3 separate regions of the Homo sapiens genome follow, and regions 1 and 2 are each linked to region 3. A link is a contact called in ENCODE Hi-C or POLR2A ChIA-PET data. All regions are on one chromosome and are shown on one strand. Each heading gives the region's core, a stretch centred on a gene start or an enhancer-like site at or near the end of the contact. The rest is flanking DNA. Distances are from core to core; before and after follow the strand shown.

What was found. A loop is a pair of places that touch in the nucleus more often than their neighbours do. ChIA-PET counts read pairs that join two places held with the same protein, here RNA polymerase II (POLR2A). Pooled maps may share reads with other maps.
Region 1: a map of B cell shows a loop between it and region 3 (19-fold over the local background). The contact joins the promoter of CEP164 here to the promoter of ARHGEF12 in region 3. A Hi-C loop is called at or near these places in 2 of 168 maps with a recorded cell type or tissue (B cell and esophagus muscularis mucosa) and 6 of 50 pooled maps. POLR2A ChIA-PET finds 5 or more read pairs at or near these places in 1 of 52 experiments (activated CD8-positive, alpha-beta memory T cell).
Region 2: a pooled map shows a loop between it and region 3 (4-fold over the local background). The contact joins the promoter of BUD13 here to the promoter of ARHGEF12 in region 3. A Hi-C loop is called at or near these places in 1 of 168 maps with a recorded cell type or tissue (naive thymus-derived CD4-positive, alpha-beta T cell) and 5 of 50 pooled maps. POLR2A ChIA-PET finds 5 or more read pairs at or near these places in 1 of 52 experiments (HEK293T).

What each region holds. Positions count from the first base shown.
Region 1 is chr11:117,326,567-117,330,924 of GRCh38, reverse strand. CEP164 (centrosomal protein 164) reads right to left here and starts at 3,071. Exons shown (of 33, transcript NM_014956.5): 1 at 3,021-3,071. RefSeq lists a silencer at 2,754-3,003.
Region 2 is chr11:116,769,189-116,774,253 of GRCh38, reverse strand. BUD13 (BUD13 spliceosome associated protein) reads left to right here and starts at 1,267. Exons shown (of 10, transcript NM_032725.4): 1 at 1,267-1,432; 2 at 4,032-4,125. The coding sequence starts at 1,290. ZPR1 (ZPR1 zinc finger) reads left to right here. Exons shown (of 14, transcript NM_003904.5): 14 at 1-455. BUD13-DT (BUD13 divergent transcript) reads right to left here and starts at 783. Exons shown (of 2, transcript NR_186226.1): 1 at 743-783; 2 at 49-344. RefSeq lists an enhancer at 719-808 and a silencer at 929-1,128.
Region 3 is chr11:120,334,578-120,339,010 of GRCh38, reverse strand. It overlaps ARHGEF12 (Rho guanine nucleotide exchange factor 12), which reads right to left and starts at 2,598. Exons shown (of 41, transcript NM_015313.3): 1 at 1,736-2,598. The coding sequence starts at 1,767. RefSeq lists a silencer at 2,142-3,011.

The DNA of each region.
Region 1 (4,358 bases), core at 1,822-4,321, 3.0 Mb after region 3:
TACTAGCTGGACAGCCTCAGTTTTCTCATCTATAAAATGAGAGTACTAACAATATCCATCACAATGTGTTGTGAGGCTTATATGATTCAATACATGTAAAGTGCTTAAAATATACTAAGGTCTCAATAAATGTTAGACATTACATTATTATGACTGCTATTCACCTATTTAAAAGGGTTTATTCTACCTTGCTCCAAAGGACATATCCAGCACCAGGCAATATAAGTTAAGGCCATTCAGACATTAAGTAATCACTTTTTCTTTGCTTTTTTTTTGAGACAGAGTATCATTCTTGTCACCCAGGCTGGGGTGCAATGGCACGATCTCTGCTCACTGCAGCCTCTGCCTCCCAGGTTCAAATGATGCTCCTGCCTCAGCCTCACGAGTAGCTAGGATTACAGGCGCCTGCCACCACGCCCGGCTAATTTTTGTATTTTTAGTAGAGATGGGGTTTCACCATGTTGGCCAAGTCTCGAACTCCTGACCTCAGGTGATCCGCCCGCCTTGGCCTCCCAAAGTGCTGAGATTACAGGCGTGAGTCACCGCGCCAAGTAATCACTTACTGAACACCCACCATGGGCCAGACATTGTGCGACGTGTTAGGGCTACAAACCTGATTACACATGGCCCTGAACTTGAGCTCAGCCTACCTGGAAAGCCAAACACGTAAACACATGACTACAAAATGTGTTACATGAATTAAAGGAAGTAACATAATATATAACAGAACACAAAGGTAAGGGCAAATAATCTTAGGAAGATCAGGGAAAGCCTCACAGAGGACAATTGAGATAGTTCTTGAAGGATAAGCAGGTGATCCCCAGGATAAGCGGAGTAAGGGAATTCACGGCAGAGGAACAACATGCACAAAGGCAAAAAAGAAGAAAATCATAAGGTGGGTGCAAAGAATTAATTATGACAACAAAAGCTTATAGCCACTGAACACTTCCTATGTTACAGGAACTGTACTGAGTGCTCTATATACATCATCTCACTTCATCCACTCAGCAAAATAGAATTATCTTCACTTTTCAAATAAGGAAACTGAGGCTTAGCAAAGTTAAAAAAAAAAAAAAAAAAAAAAAGGCCAGGCGCAGTGGCTCACGCCTGTAATCCCAGCACTTTGGGAGGCGGAGGTGGGCGGATAATGAGGTCAGGAGATCCTGACCAGCCTGGCCAACATGGTGAAACCCCGTCTCTACCAAAATACAAAAAATTAGCCAGGAGTTGTGGTGCCCACCTGTAGTCCCAGCTACTCGGGAAGCTGAGGCAGGAGAATCGCTTGAACCCAGGAGACTGAGACTGCAGTGAGCCAAGATCGCACCACTGCACTCCAGCCTGGGCGACAGAGCAAGACTCTATTTCAAAACAAACAAACAAACAAACAAACTTGCCCAAGGTGTCACAGCTAATAAACGGTAGAGCAGAATATGTAAGTATCCATGTCTGACTCCAAAGCCCAAACTCTTAACCATTCTGACATGACCAGAGTGCAAGGGACAGTGGGAGGAGTGGCAAGACAGAGCTCTAGAATGAAAGGCAAGAGCATATTATAAAGGGCCTGGAAGAACAGAGGCTCTATCCTGTAAATGATGAGGGGCCATCACAGGATTTCACAAAGGAGACTGGCATGACCAGATCTGTAGGTCAGATAGACGATTCTAGCCAAGAATAGTGGTGCATGCCTGTAGTCCCGTCTACTAAGGAGACTGAGGTGGGAGGATGGCTTGAGGGCAAGAGTTCGAGGCTGCAGTGTACTAGGGTCACACCGGTGAATACCAACTGCACTCCAGCCTGGGCAACATACCAAGACCCTGTCTCTAAAATAAATAAATGATTCTGACAGCTGCATAAGAACTAATTACAGGAGGACAAGAACTGAGGCAGAGAGACCACTTAGGAAGTTATCCTGAAAGCACAAGCAAGAAATTATGAACTAAGTCAGTGTCTGTGAGGATGGAAAGGAAGCGCCAGATTCTAGGGGAATTAAGAGGCAGAATACAGGACTTGAACTTCGGGAGAGAGGAGGGAAATCAGAGCACTAAAGCCAGAACACTGTGACTATCATTTCTAGATGTGTTCATTTCTATGCCTCGTCCAATAGGCAGCCCCACCTACTACACTGCCTAGAAGACAGGGCATGTCCGACAAATGTTTGCTGTATTTATTAGATGAATAAATTAAAGGGACAGACTTGGCTGAGTGAATGGTGAAGCCCTTCATTGAGATAAAAAAATACAAGAGGAGAAACAGATCGGAGGGACCGGGGAAGGCTGACGATGACAGTAAGCAGGTCTGAGCTCAGGAAAGAGGTCTGGCTGGAGTAGTTTGGCGAGTCAACGCTGAAAAGCTGATAACGCAAGAGATGGAGTGCGCCGAGTAGAAGGGAGCTTTCTACTGCCAAGGACTGAGTTAGGAGAACGGACAGGGAGTCGCTGAAGCCAAGTGAGGAGAGCGGTGCCAGAGGTAGAGGGACATTTTTAAATCCAATGCAAGAAAAGGAAAAAACAAAAAAGCTTTCCAACTTTCCCAGCTGGCCAAAGATGGCATAAGATTGGGCTAGCCCCGGATTTGGACCCGGGGGGAAGCCTGCCACAGAAGTATCCCAGCAAGCTTCGGAAGGCCTGGCCTCACTCGCCAACGATGAACAGAGCAAGCAAACCAGGGCCCCGTGCCCAGTGCCCCTCTCCCGCGTCCCGACCCGCTGCTCACTCACCCGCCAGACCCCCAGCCCGGGCCCGGTGGCCCGCTCAGGAGCCGGCGAGATTTCAAACGGAGGAACTGTCGCCTGGCAGTCCGATTTTCACTTCTTCCCTCAGTCCCCGCCCACACTCGAGCGCATCACGCTCGTTGGCTCGAGAGCGTGCCTCGGGTCCCCCGCCACGCTCGCTCCCTTCCCCGCCGCCCAACCCCTCCCTCGATGAGGTCCTCAACTATCCCCCACCCCGGAAGGCTCCGGGCGAGGCTCCGGGCGAGGCTCTGGGCGAGGCGCAGCTCCCCCAACGCCACCCAACACCCACCCGCTCCCCCAGCTTCCAGGGACGCCGGGGTGTTGCCCTGCAGCGCGCAACAAACACTTCCGGAAAAGGTACCGCCTAGCAACCGGGAGTCCCGCCTCCAGCAGGAGCCAATAGGTCGCCGGCTGAGAGCTGTGACAATGGATTGGCTCGAAGTCCCTTCGGTGCACGCAGGAGCTCTGTCCGTTTTCCGTTGCACGATGGGAGTGTAGTTTAAGATAGATAATGGGAATCCGCAAGAGGTTGAAAGAGTGTAGTTTAAGATAGATAATGGGAATCCGCAAGAGGTTGAAAGAGAACCTCATCGGCTGGGCGCGGTGGCTCACGCCTGTAATTCCAGCAATTTGGGAGGCCGAGGCGGGTGGGTCACCTGAGGTCAGGAGTTCGAGACCAGCCTGACCAACATGGTGAAACCCCTTCTCTACTAAAAAAAAAAAAAAAAAAAAAAGAGGACCCCGAGTTTAGACGTGAGGATTTCTGCCAGGACAGAGAAGGACTATTTAGAGTATTTATACTAATGTGAATTATCTAATTATCTAATTGATCATTTGTTAGGAGTATGATTAACATCAGGTGAATAATACAGTGGTCATCAATAATCAACCCATTGTTACTTTAATCAACAAAACAAATGTGAATGTAAGGTAATGGAGACGCGTCCACTCCCCATCTCTCCCCGCAAAAAAACTGGCTCTCCTGTGCTCCTATTAAACCAGTGAGCACCTGACCAGGAGTTAAACCTATTTTCTACTATCCATCTTTTCACCAAAGCCCAGGGTTCAGTTTGTATGTCTGCAAGATGGGGATAGTAATGTCTGTCATAACTATTTCAAAGAGTCTATTGAAGAAGAAAAAAAGTGACACAATGTGTAGCTCCTCCACACACCCTGTCGGGCAGAAAGGTTGCTACTAATATAATTCCGAAGAGTTTTAGTTTTGCTTGCACGGAGGGCAAATCTTCCTTTCTCTCATATGTCTCCAACCTCCTAGAGAAGTTAAGAGGGGCAAAGAAAGTTCTGGCCATTACATCAATAGGAAAACTGAGAAACAGACAAATACAGATGCTGCTAGTTGAGGAGGAAAATGATGAGGCCAAGCTCATAGAGCCGCTCCTGATAGGTTCTAGAGATGTAGCTGACTCAGGATAGTCCCAGTGCCACTCAGAGGCTGATTCCAGGATGAGAAACTCAGATTGTTGGAATATACAGAGCATATTCCTTGTGAAAATTATCAAAATCAAAATAGAGTCATTTGTTTTAAAACCCTGACAAATGGAGCCAGGGAAGACCATGAAGAGAGGGTTCTCACGCATGAATACCTGATAACAAAAACTATCGACCG
Region 2 (5,065 bases), core at 18-2,517, 3.6 Mb after region 3:
GCTAAGACAAATTTGCTTAAGTGCCCCCCCACCGAACTACTACATAAATTAGTGAAGGATGTTTTACTTAATTTGATTTTGGTAATCATTACACAATGTATAATTATATCCAGTCATCACATTGTACACCTTGAATATATATAATTTTTTGTCAAATAATAAAGCTGGGAAGAAAACGATAAAACTGACAATCTAACATATATGATGAGGTAAAAAGATCTGGTATTTCAAGAAATTTGGATGACCTCTTGCACCCCACTTCGCTAGCCTCTACTCCCTAGAGTCATGTTCTGACTATGTGAAGTTGAGCAACTTCCTTAATCTTGCCACGCTTCAGTTCTTATCTGTAAAATATGATAATGAAACGATTTGAGAATTGTGAGGGTTAAATGAGATAATTCAGGTAAAGCTCTAAACCCCCTGCAAAGAATAAAGTCTTTTCTTTCCCCCCAAAACTTGAGTGTTAGAATTCATTCTCTCTGGTTTCTCTCTTTTACTATGCTAAAAAATGATCCAGGTCCGTCCTTCTCATTGGCAAGATTGTTTTACAGTTTCCTTCAAGAGATAACTGGGGGCTACTTGTAATAGAACACTAGAAGAGTTACACAGGTCTTAGAAACTACGTTTTTCATAGTAATTATGTTGGTTTGCACTTCCTGGCTTCCTTTCTTGGACGGTAGGTACCTGGAAGCCTAGTGGAGCAGATTCCCCCCACTTAAAGATACTTATAAAAATAACGAACATAGTTCCGATGACCATGTGCCCAACACCGCTCTGCGCACTTCACACAGTAATATCATCTCAGCCTGTGACCGTTCCGAGTTAGGTGCCGGGATTCTCCCTGTTTTGTGATAACTTGCCCGAGGTCGTACAGCTAGCCAGCTATGGAACCAGTATTCAAACTCGGCTACGCTGCAGCCCGTGGCCCTCCACTTTCTTGCTCGTGCTCTGGAGTTTAGGCGGCCGATGGGGGCGGGGTCCTTTGGGTCAGGTTGTGGCCTCATAGAACAGCGCTTGCTGCGGTTGGATGGATGGGTGGGTGGGTGGGTGAGTGAATGAAGAGAAGAAACCTGGTGGCGTCGTCCCAGGGCTGTGGAGCGCCCCGAAGGTGCGCACGTCCCTGGCTAGCCTGCGAGCGCGTCCCGGTGGCCGCACCTGCCAGCCGCGCGATTCTTAGCACTCTCCGCCACTTCCGGCCGTGGCCCCGCCCTGTCGGGTGGCTGGCGTCCGTTACGCGTTGAGGCATTTTGTCCCCAGCGCCGACCCGTCTCTCTGCCCCCGCCGCTGCCATGGCGGCAGCTCCGCCGCTTTCCAAGGCCGAGTATCTGAAGCGTTACTTGTCCGGGGCAGATGCCGGCGTCGACCGGGGATCTGAGTCCGGTCGCAAGCGTCGCAAAAAGCGGCCGAAGCCTGGCGGGGCCGGCGGCAAGGGGTGAGTTGGTACCGGCCGGGGCGGGGCCTGCGACGTCTAGCCACCCCTTCCCAACTCCGCCCTCGGCCGCCCGGCAGTTCCTTCCCTCTTGGCGGGTCTCTCGGCTTCTCCGCCGACCCCTGCTCATGCTCAGGGCCCCACTCACATCGCTTGAGGCCCCCCGCCTTGCCTCTGCCGCCCCGCTTACATCTCGAGCCTCTGAGCAGTAGCGTCAGTGCGTTAAAGCCGGGGTGTAACTTTGATTACTCTTTTCCCGCCTTGGTAGACTTCCGTCCTCTCCCATAGAGAATGAATATTGTGCCTCGAGAATAATGGAGCGGATTCAAAGCCTCTGTGCTTGGATCTTTAGGGCCCGGTACCTGCCTGTGGGGATTCCCAGATCCCAAGGACTTGGTTCTGAATCAGAGACCTTTGATCACCTCCTGTTACTCTTAGTAATAGTCCTAACGTGAGAAGCTAACATTTATATAGTTATACTTTTCTTGCCAGGCACCATTATAAGAAATTTAAACATATATAAGTTTATTTAAGCCTCACCACACTACCATGAAGTGGGTATTATTTTCATATGGGACAACTTTGTGGCCCAGTGTAGTGGGCCCTACCAAATCGTTTTCCACCCAGAACCACAGAATGTGACATTTAGAAATAGGGTCTTTGGAGATGTAATCAGTTAAGATGAGGTCATACTTGATTAAGGTGGGTGCCAAATCCAAGATGACTGTTTGCCTTTTAAAAAGAGGGAAGTATGGATACAGACACAGCAACAAAGGAAAAACGACCATGTCTAGATGAAGGCTGAGATTGGATTGGATTTATGTTGCCAAAAGCCAAGGTATGCTTGGGGCTACCAGAAGCTGGGAGAGGCAAGGAAAGATTCTCTGCTAGAGACTTTCCAGGGAGGATGGCCTTGCAGACACCTGGATTTCAGATTGCTAGCTTCCAGAACTGCGAGAGAGTTTCTGTTGTTTTATGCCACGCAATTTGTGGTACTTTGTTACAGTAACCCTAAGGCACTGAGATACCCAGTGAAGTCACATTGTTCTAAAGAACTAGTCCAAGTTCTTTTCTGGTTTGGTGCTTGCCTTATTATTGTCTTCGTCTTTCTGCCTCGCTGACTTGTGTGGATCCTTTGGAGGCAGTGCCATGTGATGAAAGTAGCTTGAGTGTTGGAGCAGCACTGGTCAGAGTTCGAATCCTAGCTGTGCCACTTTATAGGCTGTGTACCCTTGGGCAAGGTGTTTCATCTCACTGAGCTGCAGTTTCCTTATCTTTAAAATGAGAATAATAATAATAATGGTTTTATTAAGTGGTGGTTGTGATTAGAGGGATTGCATTAAGTGACCCTGGCTTTTTGAATAACTTCACATCATGGCAGTCATTGTTATTATTTGGGCTCAGCTATATAGTTTATCCACGTAACAAACATTTATTGAATATTTCGTATTCCAGTTACTGTAGGGTGTTGAGGATGCCTCTGTGAACAAAAAAAACATAGTCCCTGTTCTTGTGGAGCTTATAGATTAATGGGAATACAGGCTTTAAGCAACTAATTACACAACTAATCGATATATTTTCTTTATGATAAATGCAATGAAAGTATTCCAAGAGTTTTTAACAAGGGTTCTTAGTCTTGAGTGAGTGTGGGATGGTGAGGGAATTGGGTGAAGCAGTCAAGAAAAGTTTGCCAAAGGAAGTTAAATTTGTGTTAGGACCTGAAGAATGAGGAAGAGTTTCCTGGAATGAGAAAGAGTTTCCTAGCACTTTGGGAGGCCAAGGCGGGTGGATTGCTTGCATCTAGGAGTTTGAGACCAGTCTGGGCAACATGGTGAAACCCTGTTTCTACAAAAAATACAAAAAAGTAGTCAGGCACAGTGGCACATGCCTGTAGTCCCAGCTACTTGGGAGACTGAGTAGGGAGAATAACTTAACCCCGGGAAGTCAAGGCTGCAGGGAGCCATGATGGTGTCCCTGCACTCCAGCCTGGGCAGCAGTGTGAGACCCTGTCTCAAAAAAGAAAAAGACTAGGGCCGGGCGCGGTGGCTCACGCCTATAATCCCAGCACTTTGGGAGGCCAAGGCGGGCGGATCACGAGGTCAGGAGATCGAGACCATCCTGACTAACACGGTGAAACCCCGTCTCTACTAAAAATACAAAAAATTAGCCAGGCGTGGCAGTGGTCGCCTGTAGTCCCAGCTACTCAGGAGGCTGAGGCAGGAGAATGGTGTGAACCCGGGAGGCAGAGCTTGCAGTGAGCTGAGATCGTGCCACTGCACTCCAGCCTGGGCAACAGAGCGAGACTCCGTCTCAAAAAAAAAAAAAAAGAAAAAGATTGAAAAGAGTAGATCAGGCAGAGGGAAGGAACTGCATATGTGAAAACTGATGTGATAGGAACTTGGCTCCTTTCTAAGCACCAAAGGATGACCAGGGAGGTGTTCAACCAAGGAAGTAGCAGTAGGAGATGAAGTTGACCTTGTAGACAAAGACTGGACCATGCAGGATCCTGTAGGATTTTGAACTTTATTTTAAAACCAATAGATAAATGTTTTTATGCTGGTATCCTAGAATGACTCTTTTTGATCTTCTTATTCTCATTTAGAATGCGGATTGTGGATGATGATGTGAGCTGGACAGCTATCTCCACAACCAAACTAGAAAAGGAGGAAGAGGAAGATGATGGAGATTTGCCTGTGGTATGTATCTTTGGGGCTGTCAGGATTTTGAAATGAAGCAAGCTTCTCAATTTCCTTTTTTTTTTTTTTTTTGAGACGGAGTCTCGCTCTGTCACCCAAGCTGGAGTGCAATGGCATGATCTTGGCTCACTGCAACCTCCGCCTCCCGGGTTCAGATGATTCTCCTGCCTCAGCCTCCTGAGTAGCTGGGATTACAGGCACCCGCCATCATGCCTGGCTAATTTTTTTTTTTTAATTTTTGTAGAAATGGGGTTTCACCATGTTGGCCAGGCTGGTCTTGAACTCATGACCTCAGGTGATCCACCCACCTTGGCCTCCCAAAGTGCTGGGATTACAGGCGTGAGCCATTGTGCCAGGCCAAGCTTCTCAAATTTATTTTTCCAGCTTAGGGTAGATTTGTAGGGGGGTTAGTTGAGAACAGAAAAGAGGTGACAGTTTCCAAAGAGCTGTTTAAAATAGTTTTCTTTGCTGATGCCTATACACCAACTTGTCTCTTTATGGAGGGTCCATCAGCCTAGAAATGAGATGGATCACAGAGAGAGGACTTCTCGACATCAGTGTTAGAGTAATGATGAGACTTAGCTGTGGTTCATTTTGTTGGAATCTTTCTTAAAAACAATGCTGAGGTTCAGTTATAGGGAACTTTTTATTTGCTCCTTTTTTCAGTGCTTTAACTAAGCTTTCAAATTGTATATTCTTGCCTAAGTACTGGAGATATGTAGATTAATAGAACATAGCTGTATTTTAGAGATTATACCCTAGAATGAAAAACTGAATTTCAGATAAATTTCAACAGTATGGTAAATGTTGGGGATGTTTCACATACGTACCAAGTACCATTAGAGCCCGGGGAGGTAGCATACTTTGTATTCTGTTGGGAGATATCCTGAAAGATGTAAATACTGAGTTTTGAAGGGTAAGTAAGAGCCAGGTGGACAAA
Region 3 (4,433 bases), core at 1,349-3,848:
AAAAAGAAAAAGAAAAGAAACAGGCTTTCAGTAATTTCATATTTATTGAATGTTTATATGCCATCTACGTTATAAAGAGGATACAAATTCCAAGATTCTATTTCCAAGATAACGAGAAGACAAGGAAAATCCCTGAGAAGCAATGCTGAAGAAAAACCATTACTTGAGGGCTTTTCACTCACTTGTGTGTGGAATGAGTCCGTTCTGTTTCCATAAATTAAACACCTCAGCATCGCAATGAAAACCAACATTACATTAGTTCCTAGCAAGACTTTTGTTTACAGGCTCAACAGAAAGAGCGAGAATTGAATGAAGCAGGAAAACAATTATCCCCACACCCGTAAAAGTGATTTCTCAGAAGCAAAACACCCTGAAAGGAAAAAAATGGGGATAACCAGAAGAAAGTAAGATAAGCATTGTCAATACTTATCTTAAGTGTATTCTTGGAAAAGTTAAAAATTATTTCATTGAAAATGAAAACCCACTTTGAAAAATACACAAAGAGTAAATATAAATACTTTAAATATTTAACAGACTCTTTTAAGTGAACATTCATGTGATGCTGGAAAGCATCAACAGGAAGAGGAAGTTCTGTTTCTGGAGTAGCTGTTATGGTATGATAATGGAATTTGGCCCTTTTAAAATCAACAAATGAGTCTTACAATTGGGTAAAACTCTTATTAGGAAATTAAGACTACTTTGTGCAGAAGCACTATTGTTGCACTTTTCATCAAAGAGCTTTGGCCCTCTAATTCAGTTACTTGATCTATTTTTTCACGGTGTAATAATTCGAAGACTGACTTAAAAATAAAGCAAGCTGACAAATTTGGGACTAGCATGCAGTGTCATAATTAAATTGAGAATGAAATGTGGTCAAGGAATCAATATGCTTTTTATCCCTTACCCTATAAACAAGAGTAACTTAGGATAAGCAAACTGCACTTCAACCACACATGGTCTAGCTCAATTCGCCACCCACCACCATGCAACACTGGTAGGTGCTATAAAGGACAGACACAGAACTCAACAAATTCAGCTGCGCGCTTACACTATGCTTACGGCTTATATCTCTTAAACGCCAAGTGTTTCTGGAAGACGAAATATTTAAATACAAGAATTAAAAGCAAACCCCATGATTTACCCTCATTTCTTCAGCTCCTGGACATTGCTTCCAGCAAGAACCTGTGATTTACTGGTAATGTCAACATTCTGGAAAGTTATTAGATAATAATTAAACACCGTGCAGGTCAACATCTGAAAGAGATCAAGTTCCCAGATCACCATGCAGTAGGCTCAACATTAAGTTCACAGGTAGAAATTCCTAAAATGTAATTGTCTTGAGAATCTACTGCAGGACACGGCTAAAGCTGATAAATAATACACCAATACCGAGCCGACTTCAGGCACCGACCTTCACCTAAAATGACCTTCTCCTCTGATTTCCAGACGAGTACACAATCCTAATGCACACTACAGGCGGAAAACCACAATCATGGTTTTGCCTCCCCCTTCTCTGAGAATCGGAAGGGAAGTTTCTCTCCGGAAAAATTACATTTCCAAAAGCCAATCAACTGGATAACTCGGCAGCAACCCCAGGCTAACTGCACAGCTCCGAAACAACCCTCTTTCCTCTGCCTGTCAACTTCGCTGGCCAAAGGCAATCTGCAATCACCGACTCCCCTGCTAGGTCGGGCCCGATTCCGGGAGGCCGAACGAAGGAGGAATTCATACCAACCTGTCGGTGATAGTAGACTGTGTGCCACTCATTGGGGCCCTTGGCGAGAGGTCCTCCTTTTATCCAACTTGCATTTTACAGTAACACCTCCTCCCCACCCCCAGTGCTCTGGGATCAGGCCCAACTCCGTCAGGGACACAAAAGTCCAACTCAAAACTCCATTCAGTCATCTAGACCATCCGACTGTAAGGGGTCAACGGATGCGGCTTGGAGCAAAACAAGTTATCTCCCAAAACGAACTGAGAAAGCCAGGGAGCGAGTCAGTCCAGAGTGAGTCGAGCTAGAGAGAAATCCTCCAGAAGGCACAAGGATAAACTTCCTCAGAGAGGGAAATCCGCGCGCAGTGGGAAGGGGACCCGGGACTCCCGCCGGGGCTGGGGCGGGATCAGCTCACGGACGGGTGTCGGCTCCTCCTCCGGAGTCTCGGGGCCTCGAACTCCCCGCCGCGGCAAGGGCCGGGGCCCTCCCTCCCGGCTCTCTATCTGGGGCTGCCGGCTGCTCGTGGCCGCAGCGTTGGCCGCGTCTCCGGCCGTCCCGCGCCGGGCTCGCGCGATTCCATGTCCCGGGCCCGGGGCTCCTTCTGTGCTCGCCGCCCTCACCAGGCTCCCGGTGCTGGGACGAGCCGCTGGCGCCGGCGGAGAGGTCCCGCGGCCCGAGGTGACAGGGACCCGGGTCTCTCAGCGCCGCGGACTGCTCCCCATCCCTTTGAGGCCCGGACTCTTCCGCAATCGCCAGAGGCGGCGGCTCCTCCCCGACGCTCCCCGCGAGGGGCGGGAGATGCCCGTCCGGCCCGGCCTGGAAGCCCTGGTCCGGGAGGCGGAGGCGGCGGCGTCTCCCGGCGCAGGGCCGGCTCGCCGGGTTCTGGAGGCCCTCGCGGGCGCGCGCGCAGACAGCGGAGGAGGCCGGCGGCCGTGGGGGCCGCGCAACCGCGGGCGCGCGCGCGGGTTCCGGTTCCGGTTCTGGTTTCCCGGCCCTGGCCGCGTCCGGCGCGAGCTCGCGCTTCCCGTCCCCCGCCGACTTTATGGCCCCCTCCCCTCTGACTTCGGGAAGCCGCCTCACCCGGGATCCCTCCGCCGCTCAGGGCCGCGCTCTCGCCCTTGAACGGACGCCTCCGCCGGAGCCCGGTTTGGGAGAGCGGCAAAGTAGTCCTACGGGGCAGAGGGAGGTGGGACCCGTGCAGCCCCGGGAGGCCCACCCACCTCCCGCGGCGCCTGGGCCCCTGAGTGCCGAGACATGCCCCTTCGAGTCCAGTTTGTACTAAGTCGACTTTCACCAGAGACCGCCCGAGAGCGCCCCCCAGATCCCGAGGACATCGTGCCGGGAGGCTCTTTGAAAATTACCAGCCCCCCTTGTCCTGGAAACTTTTATTACTTAAGGGAATGTATTATCTCTCCTGTCTTCTGGCTGCACGCGTTCTGCCGGTTCCCGGCCGGCGCCCCTCGCTGCCTCCGCAGGCCCCGCTCACCTGGGCACCTGCCGGCTCCGGGGGGAGAGCGCTGCATGAGCCGGAGGCGCAGGGCTGCGGGAGAGCAGCTGGGGACTGCAGCCAGGGTTTCTCGGTATAAATATTACTTTTAGGCTGTTTCTGCCTTGGCAAAATGAAATGTGTTATTTGCCAAATTGATAAAGCATGGTGCTTTCCATGGCGACTTAACAAGCGTGTTGTGGAAAGAACTGGGAGAAGAAAATGAAGTATATTTATCCAGTAAATAGCATTACGGTTCTCTCTGAAGGATTCCCAAACGGTTTTTCGGTTTTTTCCCCTACTGGGTAGAGAGCTTTAGATACCCATCTAGTTTTATGATTGAATAATTCAGTATTTTGGCAATTTAGGTACCACATGTAATACAGTTCTTCAGTTCTGCCTGCAAACATCCAAAGTGGCTATTCCCTTTATCCAACTATTTTCAGACTTTTGAGCTTAAACCTATGTTGGTGACAAGGGATTTCAGCCATTTTGTGGAATCCAAGTAGCAAATCAAATCTAATAAACAGTGGATGTGGAGAGAGGAAACAATTACCTCTTAACAATGCTGTTGCAAAAAGTCATTCCGCAACAGTTCATGAAAGGATCATTATCCCCGAATAGAGGCATGAGCTCACGCTGACGTTAGTTAGAACGGGGGGGAAAAAAAGGAAAAGATAAACAGAGACCAGAGACGACTCTTTATTGCTCGATTTTTTAGGTTCAAGGCACAGCCAACTAATTTTGTAATGTTTATTTTTGGAAAGAATAGAAGCAGATTAGCCAAGGCACTTCCCTAATGATGAGACCAGGACACATTGCCACCTGCTGGTGTATTCTAGCATGACAATTCTACCCTGAAGACTCTTAAATTGAGTGTTTACATGCAACCGGAAGGAATCCCATTCATATATATATATATATATATATATATATATATATATATACACACACACACACATATACACATATACACACATATATACATATATACACATATATATACATATATATACACATATATATACACACATATATACATATATATACTGACCAAAATGCAAACCTTATCCCCAAACTTAATAAATCTTTCTTAAAAGTACTAAATATCTTATTTTCCCCTATCCTAATAATGTTACAGTGTAAGTATAAAATTAATTGAACCCAATGACTCATCAAATCATGCATTTTGGAGTTCCTCTCTTCCCTTAATACTTGAGGGAAGCCTCAATA